Regions from separate parts of the Homo sapiens genome. Here region 1 is linked to region 2. Evidence: read pairs that join two places in POLR2A ChIA-PET (ENCODE). Cell type or tissue: CD4-positive, alpha-beta T cell. All regions are shown on one strand. Each heading gives the region's core, and the rest is flanking DNA. Links, peaks and the distances in the headings are about the cores only. Region 1 overlaps AARS1 (alanyl-tRNA synthetase 1). Region 2 overlaps ST3GAL2 (ST3 beta-galactoside alpha-2,3-sialyltransferase 2).

Evidence for each region. ChIA-PET counts read pairs that join two places held together with the same protein. Peaks named below come from ENCODE experiments on the same cell type or tissue, not always from the same donor. Only the 100,000 strongest peaks of a DNase experiment are listed, where the experiment ranks them.
Region 1: POLR2A ChIA-PET joins it to region 2 with 7 read pairs; 7 of 35 experiments call an interaction of 5 or more read pairs at or near these places.

Annotation. Positions count from the first base shown.
Region 1 is chr16:70,263,984-70,273,136 of GRCh38, forward strand. It overlaps AARS1 (alanyl-tRNA synthetase 1), which reads right to left. Exons shown (of 21, transcript NM_001605.3): 5 at 7,798-7,989; 6 at 6,213-6,357; 7 at 5,635-5,780; 8 at 4,288-4,396; 9 at 3,676-3,826; 10 at 1,555-1,679; 11 at 975-1,119. Among named protein-coding and RNA genes, the nearest start is that of EXOSC6, 17 kb to the left of the region's middle. In CD4-positive, alpha-beta T cell, for the core only: a CTCF peak has its summit at 3,675; a DNase peak (open chromatin) is centred at 3,728.
Region 2 is chr16:70,418,721-70,427,873 of GRCh38, forward strand. All of the region lies in intron 1 of ST3GAL2 (ST3 beta-galactoside alpha-2,3-sialyltransferase 2), which reads right to left. LOC124903707 (a long non-coding RNA gene) reads left to right here. Exons shown (of 3, transcript XR_007065103.1): 2 at 1,114-2,145; 3 at 8,153-8,190. Among named protein-coding and RNA genes, the nearest start is that of ST3GAL2, 16 kb to the right of the region's middle. RefSeq lists enhancers at 781-900, 2,853-2,902, 6,030-6,855, 9,148-9,153. In CD4-positive, alpha-beta T cell, for the core only: no CTCF peak of the experiment used is centred there; a DNase peak (open chromatin) is centred at 4,901; H3K27ac peaks cover 87 bases.

The DNA.
Region 1 (9,153 bases), core at 458-8,457, 150 kb before region 2:
ACGCCTGTAATCCCAGCACTTTGGGAGGCCAAGGCAGGCAGATCATGAGGTCAGGAGTTTGAGACCTGCCTGGCAAACATGGTGAAACCCTGTCTCTACTAAAAACACAAAAATCAGCCGGGTGTGGTGGTGCGTGGCTGTAATCCCAGCTACTTGGGAGGCTGAGGCCGGAGAATCGCTTGAACCCAGGAGGTGGAGGTTGCAGTGAGCCGAGATCACACTATTGCACTCCAGCCTGGGCAACAGAGGGAGATTCCATCTCAGAAAAAAAAAAGAATGCTATTAGGATAATAGCATTCTAACAGCATTAGGATAATAGAATCCTAATAGCATTCTTTTTCTTTTTCCCCGAGACGGAATTTCACTCTTGTTGTCCAGGCTGGAGTGCAATGGCATGATCTTGGCTCACTGCAACCTCTGCCTCCCAGGTTCAGGCGATTCTCCTGCCTCAGCCTCCCGAGTAGCTGGGATTACAGGGGCACGCCACCACGCCCGGCTAATTTCCGTATTTTTAGTAGAGATGGGGTTTCATCATGTTGGTCAGGCTGGTCTCAAACTCCTGACCTTAGGTGATCCACCTGCCCCGGCCTCCCAAAGTGTTGGGATTACAGGTGTGAGGCACAGCGCCAGGCCCCTAATAGCATTCTGATAGTCACTGTGGATTGTATCAATGTCAATTGCCCAGTTTCCTGCATGATGTTACAATTAGGGGAAACTGGATAAAAGGGTGTGAGACCCTTCCTACAAATTTTTTTTTTTTACAACTTCCTGTGACAATAATTATTTCAAAATAGAGTTAAGAAAACCTCCAGCCAAGGGTGCCTATGTGTATAAAAGTGCATAGCGTGACTGTACGGCACTCCAGGAGAGGCTGTCAGCAGTCTGCTGGAGAGCTAATCTTGAGAAACAATCTTTCAAATACCCCCCAGATACGGGGCAGAATGCTCAGATGTGGAAGGAGCACAGCAACATACCATAGCTACCACTGGAGTCCAAATGGTAATTGTACTTTGGGGAATCATCTGTGACCTCCAGACCCCGTGCCCGGAGCTCTTCGATAGCGTAAATGTCCAGCATAATGAGGTCTTCCCCACCAGCTCCCTTGCCCTGTGATTTCAGCTGTCAGCAAGAGAAACAAGCATAAGTTACCGTAAAGTAGGAGAAAAGGGACTCCAAAGGACTGGAACTTGCTAAACTATGCCCAGCATAAACTGCCAGAACAGGGTTTTTCAATCCTGGCACTACTGACATTTGGGGCCAGATCATTCTCTGTTGTGGAAACTTCTCTTGCAGTGTGGGATGCTGAGGGGCACCCTGGCCTCTACCAAGTACGTGACAGCAGGATCTGCCCCTAGTTGTGAAAATCAAAAATGTCTTCAGACATTATCGCCAATTACTCCCTGGAAGGCAGACTCGCCCCCACTTGAGAACCACTGATCTAGGGGAAAAAGCACTTCAAAGACTTTAATGGAAGGAAACTCATGCTCAGTCTGCAGCCAAGTGGTGCTGGGTTGGAAGGTGTTGGGTTTCCTGTTCACTCTCCAAGTTCTTTACCTGGGCCAGTTTCCTCTCCTCTTCAAAGCCATCCATGTCTACCACCAGGCCCTTCTCTTCAGCAATCAGTCCAGTCAGATCCACTGGAAACCCATAGGTGTCATAGAGGAGCCAAGCAGTGTCTCCTACACAGCACAAAGGAGGTGTGTCAAAAAAAACAGACAGCCCCTTTTCCATGCCAAGCCCTCCAAAAGGATGCTGGGACTGGCAGAAGGAATTAAAGACACAAGGCTATCAGTATCGGCCCTGTGTGCCCATCAGAAAATCCAGCACATCTTTTTCAGTTAACCTGGGGGAAGCACAATGGATGTCCTGATACAATTCTGTTTTGTTTTGTTTTGTTTTTTAAACCTCACCTGGGCTGGGCACCGTGGCTCGCGCCTGTAATCCCAGCACTTTGAGAGGCCGAGGCGGGCGGATCATGAGGTCAGGAGATTGAGACCATCCTGACTAACATGGTGAAACCCCGTCTCTAGGAAAAATACAAAAAATTTGGCCAGGCGCTGTGGCTCACGCCTGTAATCCCAGCACTTTGGGAGGCCGAGGCGGGCGGATCAGGAGGTCAGGAGATCGAGACCATCTTGGCCAATACGGTGAAACCCTGTCTCTACTAAAAATACAAAAAAATTAGCCGGGCATGGTGGCGGGCGCCTGTAGTCCCAGCTACTCGGGAGGCTGAGGCAGGAGAATGGCGTGAACCCGGGAGGTGGAGCTTGCAGTGAGCCGAGATAGCGCCACTGCACTCCAGCCTGGGCGACAGAGCAAGACTCTGTCTCAAAAATAAAAAATAAAAAAAAATAAATAAAAAAATTGCCAGGCGCGGTGGCGGACACCTGTAGTCCCAGCTACTAGAGAGGCTGAGGCAGGAGAATGGCATGACCCTGGGAGGCGGAGCTTGCAGTGAGCTGAGATCACACCACTGCACTCCAGCCTGGGCAACAGAGTGAGACTCCATCTCAAAAACAAAAACAACCTCACCTGGACAATTTTCTATTTCTTTTTTTTTGAGAGTCTCACTCTGTTGCCCAGGCTGGAGTGTACTGGTGTGATCTCGGCTCATTGCACTCTCCAGCTCCAGGATTCAAGCGATTCTCCTGCTTCAGTCTCCCGAGTAGCTGGGATTATGGGTGCCCGCCATCATGCATGGCTAATTTTTGCATTTTTAGTAGAGATGGGGTTTTACCATGTTGGCCAGGCTGGTCTCAAATTCCTGACCTCAGGTGATCTGCCTGCCTCAGCCTCCCAAAGTGATGGGATTAAAGGTGTGAGCCACTGTGCCCAGCCTTACACATCTATTTCTTTTTCTTTTTCTTTTTGAGATGGTGTTTCGCTCTTGTTGCCCAGGCTGGAGTGCAGTGGCATGATTTTGGCTCAATGCAACCTCCGCCTCCCCGGTTCAAGCAATTCTCCTGTCTCAGCCTCCCAAGTAGCTGGGATTACAGGCGCATGCCACCACACCCAGCTAATTTTTTGTATTTTTAGTAGAGACGGGGTTTTGCCATGTTGGGCAGGCTGGTCTTGAACTCATGACCTCGTGATCCGCCCGCCTCGGCATCCCAAAGTGCTAGGATTACAGGTGTGAGCCACCACACCCAGCTGACAAATCTATTTCTTGATCTGAATGTGTGTTCAATTTGTGAAAATTCATCAAGCTTTTCCCTTGTTCATTATACTTCAATAAAGAATCTTTGGAAACTGGGGAGAAAATCTTTGGAATTAATTTTCCCCAAATTGCAAAACAGTACATACCAAATATTCCCACTTTTGCTTGAAAAATACACACACACAAATATCTACATGTATTTGCATGCAAACAGAGAAGAATCCTGAAGAGTTCTACACCAAACCATTAAGAGTTGTTCCCTCTGAGAAATGAGTGTGGAAAAGAGGATTTTCATTTTCTGAACACTTTTGTATTCTGTATTGTTTGAATACTTTGGCCACAATGATGCATTACTTTTACCATTTTACTATAAATTCCAGTTTGCACCAAAAGCAATTCAATCAAGCTATGTTCAGCCTCAGAGACATGAGAGCCCACAGTCAGTCTGTCAGAAAGGGCTTGTCTTTCCCAGAAAGATCAAACGGCCAGGATGGAGAAGGGCAAAAACTGGTACCTACCGGGAATGGTCTTGCTGTCTCCCAGGCTCTGAATTTTCCTGTCCAGGATGCGACGCCCTCTGCTGAGAGTCTTGAGAAACTGCACCTCTTCTTCATTAATGATGTCCTTCACCATGTCTGGGTCCTTCTTCAGCTCAGGAAATGCATCTCCCTGACAAAGGGGAAGCAAGATGAGGGGCTGGATGAAGCCAGAGACTGTTCCCTGCCCCGTCTTAAAAAAGCTCCTTAGCTGGGTGCAGTGGCTCACGCCTGTAATCCTACCACTTTGGGAAGCCGAGGCAGGTGGATTGCCTGAGCTCAGGAGTTCAAGACCAGCCTGGGCAACACGGTGAAACCCTGTCTCTACTAAAACAGAAAAGATTAGCCAGGCTTGGCGGTGTGCACCTGTAATCCCAGCTATTCGGAAGGCTGAGACAGGAGAATCGCTTGAACCCAGGAGACAGAGGTTGCAGTGAGCCAAGATCACTCTATTGCACTCCAGCGTGGGTGACAGAGTGAGACTCCGTCTCAAAAAACAGCAACAAAAAGCTGCTTAACAGTATGCCCTCTCCCACTCCATCCCTCTTAACGGACTGCTTTAGCACAGAAGGGTAAGCAGAGAAATAAACCTACCAGGGACTGGACGACAACATCCACTAACGTAGCAAAGAAGCCCCTGCTGGCATTGAGCTTTTCATGGGCGTATCGGACAGCTCGGCGGAGAATCCGTCTCAACACATATCTGTAAGAGGCAAAAACTAGTCCCCAACGTTCCCAGCTGAGGGTTTTGTCTTGAGTCCCTTGGAATCCTACCCAAAGCAACACCTCTTTCAGGAACTTTCTTTTATCCTAAGCCTGCTTCTTTCGCATTCCCCAAGGTCATTAATTTTAGCACAAGACTCAGTAACATACCCACAAATACCCGTCAAGGCTTCCCTAGGGTAAACGCTGGTTTGTTTTCCTTTCACATTCAGTTACCCATAGAGGGAGGAAAGATGGACAGACCAGATGTGTACTTGATGCCTGTGATCCCAGGTCCTGCCTGTCAGTAAGAGAGATTCCCAGGGCTGGTCAATACCTACCCTCACCCTGCCCCTGCCAATCTCCTATCAGGCAACTTTGAATACAATCCTTATCATCTGTACTCAGCAGCAGAGATTTAATATAGTGGCAACTCTGTGACACTAGCTGAAACTCCCTTCATCCCTTAAAAAAGGGGTGGGGGATTCTTCCACCTGCCCAAGACAAGGAAACAATAACGAAAGATGGCTTTAAGTTTCATAAAGAGGCCGGGCATGGTGGCTCACACCTGTAATCCCATCACTTTGGGAGGTCGTAGCAGGTGGATCATCTGAGGTCAGGAGTTCGAGACCAGCCTGGCCAACATGGCAAAACCCCACCTCTGGCCGGGCACGGTGGCTCACGCCTGTAATCCCAGCACTGTGGGAGGCCGAGGCGGGCGGATCACCTGAGGTTGGGAGTTTGAGACCAGCCTGACCAACATGGAAGGAACCCCATCTTTACTAAAAATACAAAACTAGGCATGGTGGCTCATGCCTGTAATCCCATCTATTCGGGAGGCTGAGGGAAAAGAATTGCTTGAACTCAGGAGGTGGAGGTTGCGGTGAGCCAAGATCGGGCCATTGCACTCTAGCCCGGGCAACAAAAGCAAAATTCTGTCTCAGAAAAAAAAAAAAAAAAAAAAAAAAAAAAAAAAAAAAAACAACCGTCTCTACTAAAAGTACAAAAATTAGCCAGGCGTGGTGGTGTGCACCTATAATCCCAGCTACGTGGGAGGCTGAGGCAGAATCACTTGAACCCAGCAGGCAGAGGTTGCAGTGAGGCAAGATCACGCCATTGTACTCCAGCCTGGGCAACAGAGCAACACTCAATCTCACACACAAAGAAAAGTTTCATAAAGAGTCACACATAGCACACGTGGTGCCGCTCCAAACACCACCCAGTGTGCAGCATACTTACCCACGCCCTGTGTTGTCAGGCCGGCCACCATCAGCCAGTGCCACAGTGATGGTCCGAGCGTGGTCAGCCAGCACCCGGTAGGCCATGTCAATCCCATCGGCATCCTCAGCACCAACTTTCCCAGTGTATGGTCGGGCACCTGTGCCCTATAGATAAGAATCAGGAGGCAGCCCTTTAGGAAGCAGACTTTCTGGCGCTACCTTGCCCAAGGAGGTTCCTGGAGGATTGAGGAGCATTAGCAGAAAGGATGCCGGTCTTGCCAGATCCTATAACCCCAAGAACGTGACATTGGGGAAGTAGAGAGACTCCAGCCAGCCCCTACACTCAAAAATTATACTGTCTCAGGTCTAGAGCCTCACATTATTATTTTTTTTTTGTAGTCAGCTATTTAATTAGGTTCTTAAGACATTTAGAACACCAATTTGTGGAGCCTCACATTATTAACAATGAAGTAGGCAGATGGAAATGGGTACCCTTGGCTGGCAAAGCATATGGTCATTTTTTCTTTGACAGCACTGTTAAGAGTACAGCCTGGAAAACTCCACAGAAGTTTACAATGTTTGCAATAGCACCAGTACCTTCTGAATGGCTTCAAAGTAAGGGACAAAAAGGTCAGTGTCATAGTTGGACATCTTATTCTGCAGCACAGATACCAGTCGTTCCAGGCCCATCCCTGTGTCAATGCTTTTCTTGGGAAGAGGTTTCAGAATGCCATCAGCTTCCCTGTATGATCCAGAAGAAGAGGAGGTTGAAGCAGAGACTCAAGCTGCCACCTCTCCAGTCCCTGCTGGTTAAAATTCATTTACAGAACAGTTTGCAGGCTGTGACCATCTGCCATTTGCCCGGTTTGGTGGGAAGAGGGAAGTGGAGGGAGAAAGGAAGGAGAAAGGAAGAGTTCATTCTTAAATGAACTCTGGGGTTCATTTAAGAGTGAGGAAAGGCCAGGCGCAGTGGCTCATGCCTGTAATCCCAGCACTTTGGGAGGCCGAGGTGGTGGACCATCTGAGGTCAGGAGCTCGAGACCAGCCTGCTCAACATGAAGAAACCCCATCTCTACTAAAAATACAAAATTAGCCGAGCATGGTGGCACATGCCTGTAATCCCAGCTACTCGGGAGGCTGAAGCAGGAGAATCGCTTGAACCCAGGAGGCGGAGGTTGTGGTGAGCTGAGATTTCACCATTGCACTACAGCCTGGGCAACAAGAGCAAAACTCCATCTCAAAAAAAAAAAAAAAAAAGAAAAGAAAAAGACTGGGCATGGTGGCTCACGCCTGTAATACCAGCATTTTGGGAGGCCGAGGCGGGGGAATCACTTGAGGTCAGGAGTTCGAGACCAGCCTGGCCAACATGATGAAACCCCATCCCTGCCAAAAATATTTTAAAAATTAGCCTGGCATGGTGGCATGCACCTGTAACCCTAGCTACTCAGGAGGCTGAGGCAGGAGAACTCAGCAGGCTGAGGCAGGAGAATCGCTTGAACCCAGCAGGCAAAGGTTGCAGTGGGCTGAGATCTTGCCACTGCACTCCAGCCTGGGTGACAGAGCAAGACTCCATCTCCAAAAACAAAAACAAAAACAAAAACAAAACTGAGGCAAGCTTCAAGGAAATAGGCTTTAAAACAGCAGTCCAGTTCTGGCACGGTGGCTCACACCTATAATCCCAGCACTTTGGGAGGCTGAGGCGGGCGGATCACCTGAGGTTGGGAGTTCGAGACCAGCCTGACCAACATGGAGAAACCCCGTCTCCACTAAAAATACAAAATTAGCCGGGCGTGGTGGCACATGCCTGTAATCCCAGCTACTCGGAAGGCTGAGGCAGGAGAATCGCTTGAACCCAGGGCACAGATGTTGCAGTAAGCCAAGATCACACCATTGCACTCCAGCCTGGGTAACAAGAGGAAAACTCTGTCTCAAAAAAACAAAAAAAAAAAACAGCAGCCCGAAGTACAGCAAGCATGACATTATAGGAATAGCTCGCAAGAAGCTATTATGTGCGATAAGGTTTAGTTCATGAAAGAATAGGCCCATCCTTGTTCCAGAGATCAGACAGGTAATCTGAGAAATAAAGAAATGAGCTTTTAGCTGAGAAGAGAGCTACACAGCTCCGAGTTCCTCCTCCCCTGCTCAGCTCAAGGAAAGGAATGGAGTAGGAACCCAAGGCTACCTGTTATACTGGATGAACACAAGGTTCCAGATCTCCAGCACATTAGGGTCGTCCTGGTTGACAAGATGTGCGGCGTCCCGACCACCAATCCGGTCGTAGTGGATCTCACTGCAAGGACCACAGGGGCCCGTGTCACCCATCTCCCAGAAGTTATCCTTCATGTTGCCTGGGAGGATTTTGGTGTCATCCAGCCTGACAAAGGAGTAAAGATAAGTCCAGTTACAGCCCCTGACAAGAGTTCTGCCCAGACTTGCAACCACCGCAAAAGAAATTCTTAGGATTGGCCGGGCACAGTGGCTCATGTTACTGCACTCCAGCCTAGACAACAGAGCGAGACTCTGTCTCAAAAAAGAAAAAAAAAAAATTCTTAGAATTTTTAATGAAGAAGTTCCAACCTTCAGCAAGTACTAATGCTAAGCCTGCACATTAAACCTGCTAAAGAAGCTGGGCGTGGTGGCTCATGCCTGTAATCCCAGCATTTTGGGAGGCCGAGGCGGGCGGATCACCTGAGGTTGGGAGTTTGAGACCAGCCTCATCAACATGGAGAAACCTTGTCTCTACTAAAAATACAAAAAATTAGCTGGGTGTGGTGGCGCATGCCTGTAATCCCAGCTACTCGGGAGGCTGAGGCAGGAGAATCACTAGAACCCAGGAGGCAGAGGCTGCGATGAGCCGGGATCGCGCCATTGCACTCCAGCCTGGGCAACGAGAGCAAAACTCCATCTCAAAAAAAAAAAAAAAAAAAAAAAAAAAAAACCCGCTAAAGAAACAGCACATGACTCTTCTCAAGAGTGCCTACAATAGAAGACAGTACAAAATATACACATGATATGCTCGAAACTCAATGAAAATACACAAGGACATGAGTAAGGCCTAGAAAGGAACACATAATAATGAAAACGCTGGCCACGCGCATTGCTTGAGCTCAGGAGTTCGAGACCAGCCTGGGCAACATTGCGAAACCCCGACTCTCTAAAAAATACAAAAAAAAATTAGCTGGGGGGGTGATGCATACCTGTAGTCCCAGCTACTCGGGAGAGGATCACTTGAGCCCAGGAAGTTGAGGCTGCAGTGAGCTGTGATCATGCCACTGCACTCCAGCCTGGGTGACACACACACACACACACACACACACACACACACAAAAGATTGTGCTTGCTTATCTTTTAAAAGCTACACTTTTAAAGTGTAGATATACAGTACATGAAGTCAAGGTAAAAGAGGATTTTAAAAACCAGCGTCAAGATTAATATTTAATTTTTACAGGTGTCACTACCCAAAATTCCAACTACACTTAGACTACAGAGTCAACCGAATAGGAGTTTTAGATCAAGTAAAAGGGGAAGTTGGGTTGGA
Region 2 (9,153 bases), core at 350-8,349:
TGGAGGACCAGGTTGGGGGTGAGAGGATTAGAAGAGAACCTCTGTGCACTCTGCTGTCCTCCCTAGAAGAGGGGTGAAACGGAAGCAAAGCGGGCGATTTCTCCAGGTAATCTTCAACCCTCTCCTCCCCCACCCACGCACCTGGGGCAGGAAATCAGCTGGTGGCAACAGAGCCCCCCACACCAGAGGCTTCCTGGAACAACCCCGAGCAAGGGCACACAGCAGGAAGAGGAGACTCCAGGGCAGGGACACAAATGCTCTCCTAAAGGGCCCAACCCGGGCGAGTCGCACAAAGTGGCAGGGAGGGCAGGGCATTCCCTCCCCCTCTCCCAACTCTTGGATGTCAACATCAAGGCTGGACCATGGCGAGGGACTCTGGTCTGGGTCCTACCCTCCCCCACTGTAAGCTCCAGCAGGCTGGCCACCCTGGAAAAGGCTCAGGCCTGCTAGACCCCAGCAGGGGCTGATGGCAAGGGGCTAAGCTAGGGTGCCTGCAAGTCCCACCCATGCATACCAAAGGAAAGAGGAGATATGCTCCAGAACTTCAGGCCACAGTCTTTGCGGCCCAGAGTTGAAGGACTGGACTTAAAAATCCACCATCTATCCCCAGATCCTGTTAGGGATGTGAGAATAGGGGAGAGAATACCAGGAAAGAGGTCACAATCCAACCACGAGCACTGCAAATCCATAAGACAGGGGCCCCGGCAGCAGGGGAAGTGACTGCTTCAGTGGAAAGGAAAGCTGCAAGACAGTCTGTGGAGTCACTGCATAGGCACAAAGGCCCTCTGCAAACCAGAGGGCAGCGGCACAGTGACCTGGCTGGCATACTGAAACAGGCTCAGCCCAAAGCTCCAACACACAAGACAAGCTAAGCCCCTGAGAATGCTGTGAGAGCTTCTGGGACATGAGGCCCTGGGTGCAGCAGCCTCGGGTCTCAGAGGCTTCCCTGTCCCAGCCTGGCGGCCAGAGGTCAGAGCAGCTCGCTCGCCTCGCTAGTGCTGGCATCACACTCAAAGGTACAGGTGAAAACATGGTTCTTTCTCATCATCAGCCCCAGTCATGGACCTCGCCTCCTCCACCGGGCTGGTATGACCTCTGCCTGTAATCTTTCAGTCCTCCTGCCCAGCCAAGCTACCAAGGTGGGGTGTCCGCCAGAACCACTGGGGCCAGGCAATATGATGACAGCAACAGTCCAGGCTGCAGGTATGGAGGCCTACTTTGTACCAGGCAAATCCCTCCAAAGGGCTCCTATGTTATCAGTGGGGTAGGGACACCACAACTGACCATTTGACCCCCCCCTTCCCTTTTTTTTTTTTTTTTTTTTGAGATGAAGTTTTGCTCTTTCACCCAAGCTAGAGTGAAATGGCATGATCTCGGTTCACTGCAACCTCTGTCCCCGGGTTCAAACTTCCATCAACTAGGCCAACTTCTTATCAGTTTCTATTCTTGTGGCCCAGTGGGAGGATGGAACCAGGTGGGGAGACTTCTATAGTTTCTGCCAAGATCAAATGTTGGAGAAAGCCTTTTGTATGGCAGTTCGTGGGCTAAACTGGCCTGAGCAGCATGGCAAGAGGTAGGTCATATTACAAGGCCTACATGGAACAAGGCTGCACTCCTAAAAGGTCCAGTCACATAGGTGCCAATCACCTGGGAGACCTAGGGAAACAGGCATCCCTCCCTCCGCCACCACAGCCAAGAGCCCTGGGTAGAGAAGAGGGCAGAACAGAGATCTGACTGCAGGGTGGTCAAGTAGTCTGGAGAGGATTCCTGGTGGCATGGGTCCTACAAGACAACCTAGACAGTGGACAAGCCAGCACTAGGAGGCCAGAGAGCCTGGCGAAAGGGCCTGCAGACGTCTGCTGGCCTTGGAGGTGGTTATCTCCTGGAAGGGGAATAACAGGGCAGGGTCCGAAAGCTTTGGAAACAAACCAGTAACTTGTTCTTTGTGAGCCAGGCTGTTTTTATTCTTTGCACGCCCTATCTTTAGCTTTCTTTTGTTCTCCTTTTATATTTAGTAATGTCTTTTGGAAAGGTCAGCCTGTGGCAGCTATGCTCATGGAAACTCAAGGAAGGTGTTTGCATCCATGCTTCTACCAGAAGACTAAAAGGAAGCCATGTCCTCCCACCCAGCCCTCCAGAGTGAAGGTATAGAAATGCAGAGTAAAAGATGGAGGGAACCAGAGGTGGGCCCCTTGCTCAGCTGCTGTGTCCTCTGGACACTTCCTTTCCAACAGGGACCCTGGAAGTTCCAGCTAGGAAGAGAGGTCATTGTGAGCCCACGGCCAGCCTGGTGCCATCTGGTAACTTCCAGCACCAACCCTGCAGGTGGCTTTGGGAAGCATCGCTGTCCTGCACCCTGCTTTTCCCTGTCACTAAGGTTCAGCCCTGGGAGGTGGGCTGGGGAGGACAGTGCCTGAGAGCCCAGCACACACCTGCCTTCATGGTCCCGAGCTCCAGCTGAGCAGTCTTCCTCTTTCCTGAGGAGCCGATGACATGCTGTGACCTACTCAGGCAGGGCCCCTGGTTGCTAGGGAATCAGTTCACCACCTCTGGAAAGTGGCAATATCGCTGCTGTGAGTAGGCCCAAAGTGGGCCTTTCCCTGGCACCGCCTCTGAGCCTTATCCCCGGGGTGAGAAAAACGAAGGTTGGGGGACGCCAAGGGCCCTCCTCGGTCCCTGCTGCCCATCCTCAAGGACTGACCTGCCCTCCTGGATCTGGCCTAAGCTGAGTTATAAGCTCCCTGCCAAGACAACATCCATCGTGCCATGTACTACTGTTGTCAACTTTAGGGGGATGTGGAAAGGAAGGACGCACAGACCTTGGTCCATTACAGTGGACCCCAGGGAGCTGTCTTTGTTGTCCAGCTTTATGATACAGCTTGGGGTTACACAGGCATCGCCCACATGATGGTGCTATCAGGGACTGGGGATGTGAGGAGGTGGGGCCCAGGGCCCGCTTTCAAGCCCCACCCCTCCTTGAGACAAGGTCTTACTCCAGCCCAGGCTGGAGTGCAGTGCTAGGATCATGGCTCACTGCAGTCTTGGCCTCCTGCCTCAGCCTCAGCATCCTGAGCAGCTGGGACCACAGGTACACACAACACCGCACCTGACTTCGCTTTCAGAGTCCAAAGCCCTCATAGGGCCATTGTGAGGCTAGGGCATCCCCACCCCATATGTGGTTAACTCATGCCTATGAATTACCATTTTGTTTGTTGTTATTGTTTGTTTTTGTAAAGCTAGGATCTTGCTATGCTGCCCAGGCTGGTCTTGAACTCCTGACCCCAATCCTCCCGTCTCAGCCCCCGAAAGTGCTGGAATTACGGGCCTGAGCCACCAAGCCCAGCCTGCACTAACATTTCACAGGGAATGATGGACCAATGCTGGAGGACCTTGATTCCAGGACTGGCTGTGCTCAATAGCAGAGCAGCTGTGTGTCTTTGGGCAAATCACACCTCTCTGGGCTGCAGGTCCTCCATTTGTAAAATGAGCACGATAATGCCTACCTACTGACCTCACGCACTCCCTGCAAAGATTAAATGAGCAATGACTGTAGGCTGTGGAGTGCTGTATCTCCAAGTAACATTGACTTTCAGCCTCATAGAGAGGAAGGAAACAGGGACGAGAGGTGACACTGCAGCTAAGCCAAAGGGAACAGGTGTGTGTGACATGGGACTGGGGGACCAGTTAAAACCGGCCCCAGGCATAAACAGACAGGGTGCTCTGGGCGCTGAGCAGGAGAAGCAGACAGGTCAGTCTGGGCTGGCAGACAGTTCGGGAGAGAAATGGCTGTCAGCAAACATCTGAAGGGCAAGAGGAAAGACACAGGAGTGAGAGGCTCAGAATGCAAGAGGCATCCAGTCCCAAACTTCACTCCCGAGAACTCAGGAGCTGGTGAGCATTGCCCCAAAGCTCCCAGGCACACCAGCATTTTGCTAATACACACATAACGCCACACCCTCAGAGTCCAAAGCCCTCATAGGGGCAGCCTTGACCTCTGGCCCAGAGACCCCAGCAAAGTGACTCACCTGAGGTAAGAAGCCTGTGTAAGACTGAACTGAGGTCTCCTCTTAAGTCAGAGGCTCAAAGCCCAAAGCACGCTGCTAAGCTCTTACTACAACACTCCATTCCTGGCTTTGCCAAGCTGAGTCAAATACCTGTCCCCTCACAAACTGGAAGTGACAGAGAACTGAGTCCAAAAGAGCGCTATTTTTGTTTTTCTGTACCTGAAACTGGCACCACTGTCCTGGGCATTCTCTTCCAAAGGAGGAGACAGAGGGGGAGCACGACTCACCCCAAATCCCTCAACAGAATTGAGAAAACACAGCCACACCAGAGCCATGTCCTCATCCCAGTGCCAGCAAGAAACAGCACAGGAGGGTGGGCATTCAGGAAGCTGACGTCACTGAATGTCTCCATCTCAGACCTTTCCTAACACCAGCTATCACACAGATCTCCCCCCGGGCCATTAAGAGGAAGGGACCATTTGCCATAAAAATCAACACTTTAGGCTGGGCGCGGTGGCTCACGCCTGTAATCCCAGCACTTTGGGAGGCTGCGTCCGGAAGATCACCTGAGGTCAGGAGTTTGAATCCAGCCTGGCCAACATGGTGAAATCCCGTCTCTACTAAAAATACAAAAAATTAGCTGGGCGTGGTGGCACATGCCTGTCATCCCTGCTACTGGGGAGGCTGAGGCAGGGGAATCGCTTGAACCTGGGAGGCGGAGGCTGCAATGAGCCAAGACCAAGTTACTGCACTCCAACCTGGGTGACAGAGAAAGACTCCATCTCAAAACAAACAAACAAAAAAGTCAGTACTCCATACTGGAAAAAGCCCCCTGCCTGCAATTCAGACAACCTGGGTTCTTGCCTCAGTTCTTCTACCTCCTGGCTTGGGGATCTTGGGCAAATTTCTCAACTTCCACTTCCTGATCTGTAAATGGAATGACTCAATGATTTTTTTTTTTTTTTTTTTGAGATGGAGTTTCGCTCTTTTTGCCCAGGCTGGAGTGCAATGGTGTGATCTCGGCTCACCACAACCTCCACCTCCTGGGTTAAAGCGATTCTCCTGGCCGGGTGCAGTGGCTCACGCTTGTAATCCCAGCACTTTAGGAGGCTGAGGCGGGCAGATCACGAGGTCAGGAGACAGAGACCACAGTGAAACCCCGTCTCTACTAAAAGTACAAAAAATTAGCCGGGCGTGGTGGCAAGCGCCTGTAGTCCCAGCTACTCAGGAGGCTGAGGCGGGAAAATGGCATGAACTCGGGAGGCAGAGCTGGCAGTGAGCCAAGATCGTGCCACTGCACTCCAGCCTGGGTGACAGAGTGAGACTTCGTCTCAAAAAAACAAAACAAAACAAAACAAAAAAAGCCATTCTCCTGCCTCAGCCTCCTGAGTAGCTGGGATCACAGGCATGCGCCATGACGCCCAGCTAATTTTTTTTTTTTTGTACTTTTAGTAGAGACGGGGTTTCTCCATGTTGGTCAGACTGGTCTCGAACTCCCGACCTCAGGTGATCCACCTGCCTCGGCCTCCCAAAGTGCTGGGATTACAGGTGTGAGCCACTGCGCCCTGCCAAGTAAGTAGCTTTATAAGGTTCTTGGCTGGGCACAATGGCTAATGCCTATAATCCCAGCACTTTGGGAGGCCGAGGCAGGCGGATCACCTGAGGTTGGGAGTTCGAGACCAGCCTGACCAACATGGAGAAACCCCGTCTCTACTAAAAATACAAAATTAGCCAGGCGTGGTGGTGCATGCCTGTAATCCCAGCTACTCGGGAGGCTGAGACAGGAGAATTGCTTGAACCCGGGAGGTGGAGGTCGCGGTGAGCCGAGATTGTGCCATGGCACTCCAGCCTGGACAATAAGAGCAAAACTCTGTCTCAAAAAAATTAAATAAATAAATAAATAAATAATAAAGTTCTTGCCAATGAAATGGAAAATGGTTGCACATGGTGTAAGACTGTATCATTTGAACTTCTTTAATTACAGTGGCTAAAAATCCAATTTGAAGTGCCCTTTGATGTAAGGGAAACCTTTAACTCAGATGCCTGTGGGTATGACTGGCCACATGCAGGGAAAATGATGCCACTCTTGGTTCCCACATGATGGAAGGTGCCTGCTCGTGGCACAGGCCTCCTTCGTCTCAGCATCTCTTTTCAAGATGCCTGCTGGAGTCCTGGGTTCACTCTGATATGGAGTCTGTGTCCAAACCTGGACCAGGCACTGTGGCTGGGTGCATTTGGTGCCCTTATTGGCCAAGCCTGGGTTACAGGGCACAGAGATGGCAGCTGGGGAGAGATGGTTCCCCAAAGACCTGTTGTTAATGATAAAGATGTCTTGTATTGAGCTGGGCATGGTGATGCACGCCTGTAGTCCCCACTGCTTAGGAAGCTGAGGTGGAAGGATTGCTTGAACCCAAGAGTTCAAGTACAGCCTGGGCAACATAAAAAAAAAGTGATAGGCCAGGCGCAGCAGCTCACGTCTGTAATTCCAGCACTTTAGGAGGCCGAGGTGGACAGATCACCTGAGGTCAGGAGTTCAAGATCAGCCTGGTCACCATGGTGAAAGCCTGTCTCTGATAAAGATACAAAAATTAGCTGGGCGTGGTGATGTGCGCCTGTAGTTCCAGCTACTCAGGAGGCTGAGGCAGGAGAATTGCTTGAACCCAGGAGGCAGAGGTTGCAGTGAGCTGAGATCGTGCCACTGCACTCCAGCCTGGGTGACAGAGTGAGACTCCGTCTCAGGACAAAAAAAAAACAGTGATATATTGAGGTAGTGCCAGGTACCATTTTGACCCATGGAGACCATGCTTTGCCATAGTTCTACTGCCATTTGTTAATTTACCTTGTTAAAAATTGAACGTTAGAATGTAAAATGGTAATCCAGCTACTCGGGAAGCTGACACAGGAGAATCGCTTGAACCCGAGAGGTGGAAGCTGCAGTGAACCGAGACCGCTCCATTCACTCCAGCCTGGGTGGGTAACAAGAGCGAAACTCTGTCTCAAAAAAAAAAACTACTTACTTGACATCTGATGCAGAAGGGCTGCCCTGAACCTGCCTCTAAAATCCCTACCCTTGATAAATCGACCCAGCTCAGAGGCCCACAAGGGCAGAAGTGGTCCGGGTACTGACGTTCAGGGATTCCTGGCAGTGGCTCAATTCTGGCCAGGACTGAAGTCCTTCTCCAGCCAGGGAACTGCCCAGACGTGCGGATGGTGAGGGAGGCCCTGACTGCATGGCCTTCTGGGGTGGCCTGGAGTAAACACTGCCCACCATCAGAGTCCCCCAACCACAGGGAAGCCTCAGCAGGGGAGGGTGCCATGCCTTTTGCTGTCTAGCCATACCTTGAACCAGCTGAAGTCCTCAGGAAAAAAGAACATGACCGTCAATATAGAACGTAACAGGAAGTTAGGATCCTACGTTCCATTGCTCATCTTGCAATGCATTATGGGGGCCAAAGCCTTTTTTTTTTTTTTTTTTTTTTTTGTTTTTGAGACTGAATCTCACTCTGTCGCCCAGGCTGGAGTGCAGTGGCGCGATCTCGGCTCACTGCAACCTCCGCCTCCCAGGTTCAAGCGATTCTCCTGCCTCAGCCTCCCGAGTAGCTGGGACCACAGGTGAGGTGAATGCCACCACACCCAGCTAATTCTTTATATTTTTCGTAGACACGGGGTTTCACCAGATTGGCCAGGCTGGTCTTGAACTCCTGACCTCAGGCAATCCGCCTGCCTCGGCCTCCCAAAGTGCTGGGATTACAGGTGTGAGCCACCACACCCGGCCCTCAGAAGTGTTTTTCTTTTTTTTTTTTTGAGACAGAGTTTCACTCTTGTTGCCTAGACTGGAGTGCAATGGCGCAATCTCGGCTCACCACAACCTCTGCCTCCCGGGTTCAAGCGATTCTCCTGCCTCAGCCTCCTGAGTAGCTGGGATTACAGGCATGCACCACCATCCCGGCTAATTTTGTATTTTTAGTAGAGACGGGGTTTCTCCATGTTGGTCAGGCTGGTCTTGAACTCCCAACCTCAGGTGATCCACCCACCTCGGCCTCCCAAAGTGTTGGAATTATAGGCGTGAGCCACCGCGCCTGGCCCAAAAGTGTATTTCAACCTTTAAGAATTATCTCTGGATTTTCTCTCTTTCTTTTTTGACAAAGGGTCTCGCTCTGTCGCTCAGGCTGGAGTGCAGTGGCGCAAAAATGGTTCACTGCAGTCTTGACCTCCCAGGCTCCAGCAATCCTCCCACCTCAGCCTCCCGAGTAGCCGGGACCACAGGTATGTACCACCATTCCCAGCTACTTTTTAAAATACTTTTTACCGACATGGTCTCCCTATGTTTCCCAGGCTGGTCTCGAACTCCTGGGCTTAGGCAATCCTCTTACCTCAGCATCCCAAAGTGCTGAGATTACAGACACAAGCCACCATACCTGAGCATCTCTGGCTTTTCAAATGGTGACAGTCACGCCCCTGAACACCAGACCCATCTATCCCACTAATTTCTGGATGCTATCCTTTAGACAGTATACCTTAGTAGAGGTATCCAAAAAGTATCTCAAACTCAACTTGCCCCAAACCAAACCCATGCATAATCCAAGCCCCTCAAGCCCCTCAAACCCAGTCTTCTTTTTTTTTTTTTTTTTTGAGACTGAATCTCACTCTGTCGCCCAGGCTGGAGTGCAGTGGTGCGATCTCGGCTCACTGCAACCTCCACCTCCTGGGTTCAAGCCATTCTCCTGCCTCAGCCTCCCAAGTAGCTGGGACTACAGGCCCCCGCCACCATGCCTGGCTAATTTTTGTATTTTTAGTAGAGATGGGGTTTCACCGTGTTAGCCAGGATGGTCTCGATCTCCTGACCTCGTGATCCGCCCGCCTCAGCCTCCCAAAGTGCTGGGATTACAGGCGTGAGCCACTGCGCCTGGCCAAACCCAGTATTCTTTCTGTATTCCCAATTTCTGGGAAAGGAACCCCCATCCATCTAAGCCTGAAATGTAAGAGTCATATGTGAGCCCTCCTTCCTCAACCTCTCACAGCCAATCTATTACAAATCTCAACTAATTTTTACCACTGAAATGTCTCTCAGATCTATTTCTCGCTCTGTCTACAACCATCACTCCATCCAAGGAAATGTCATTCTTCACCTCCAGCAGTCCTAACCACT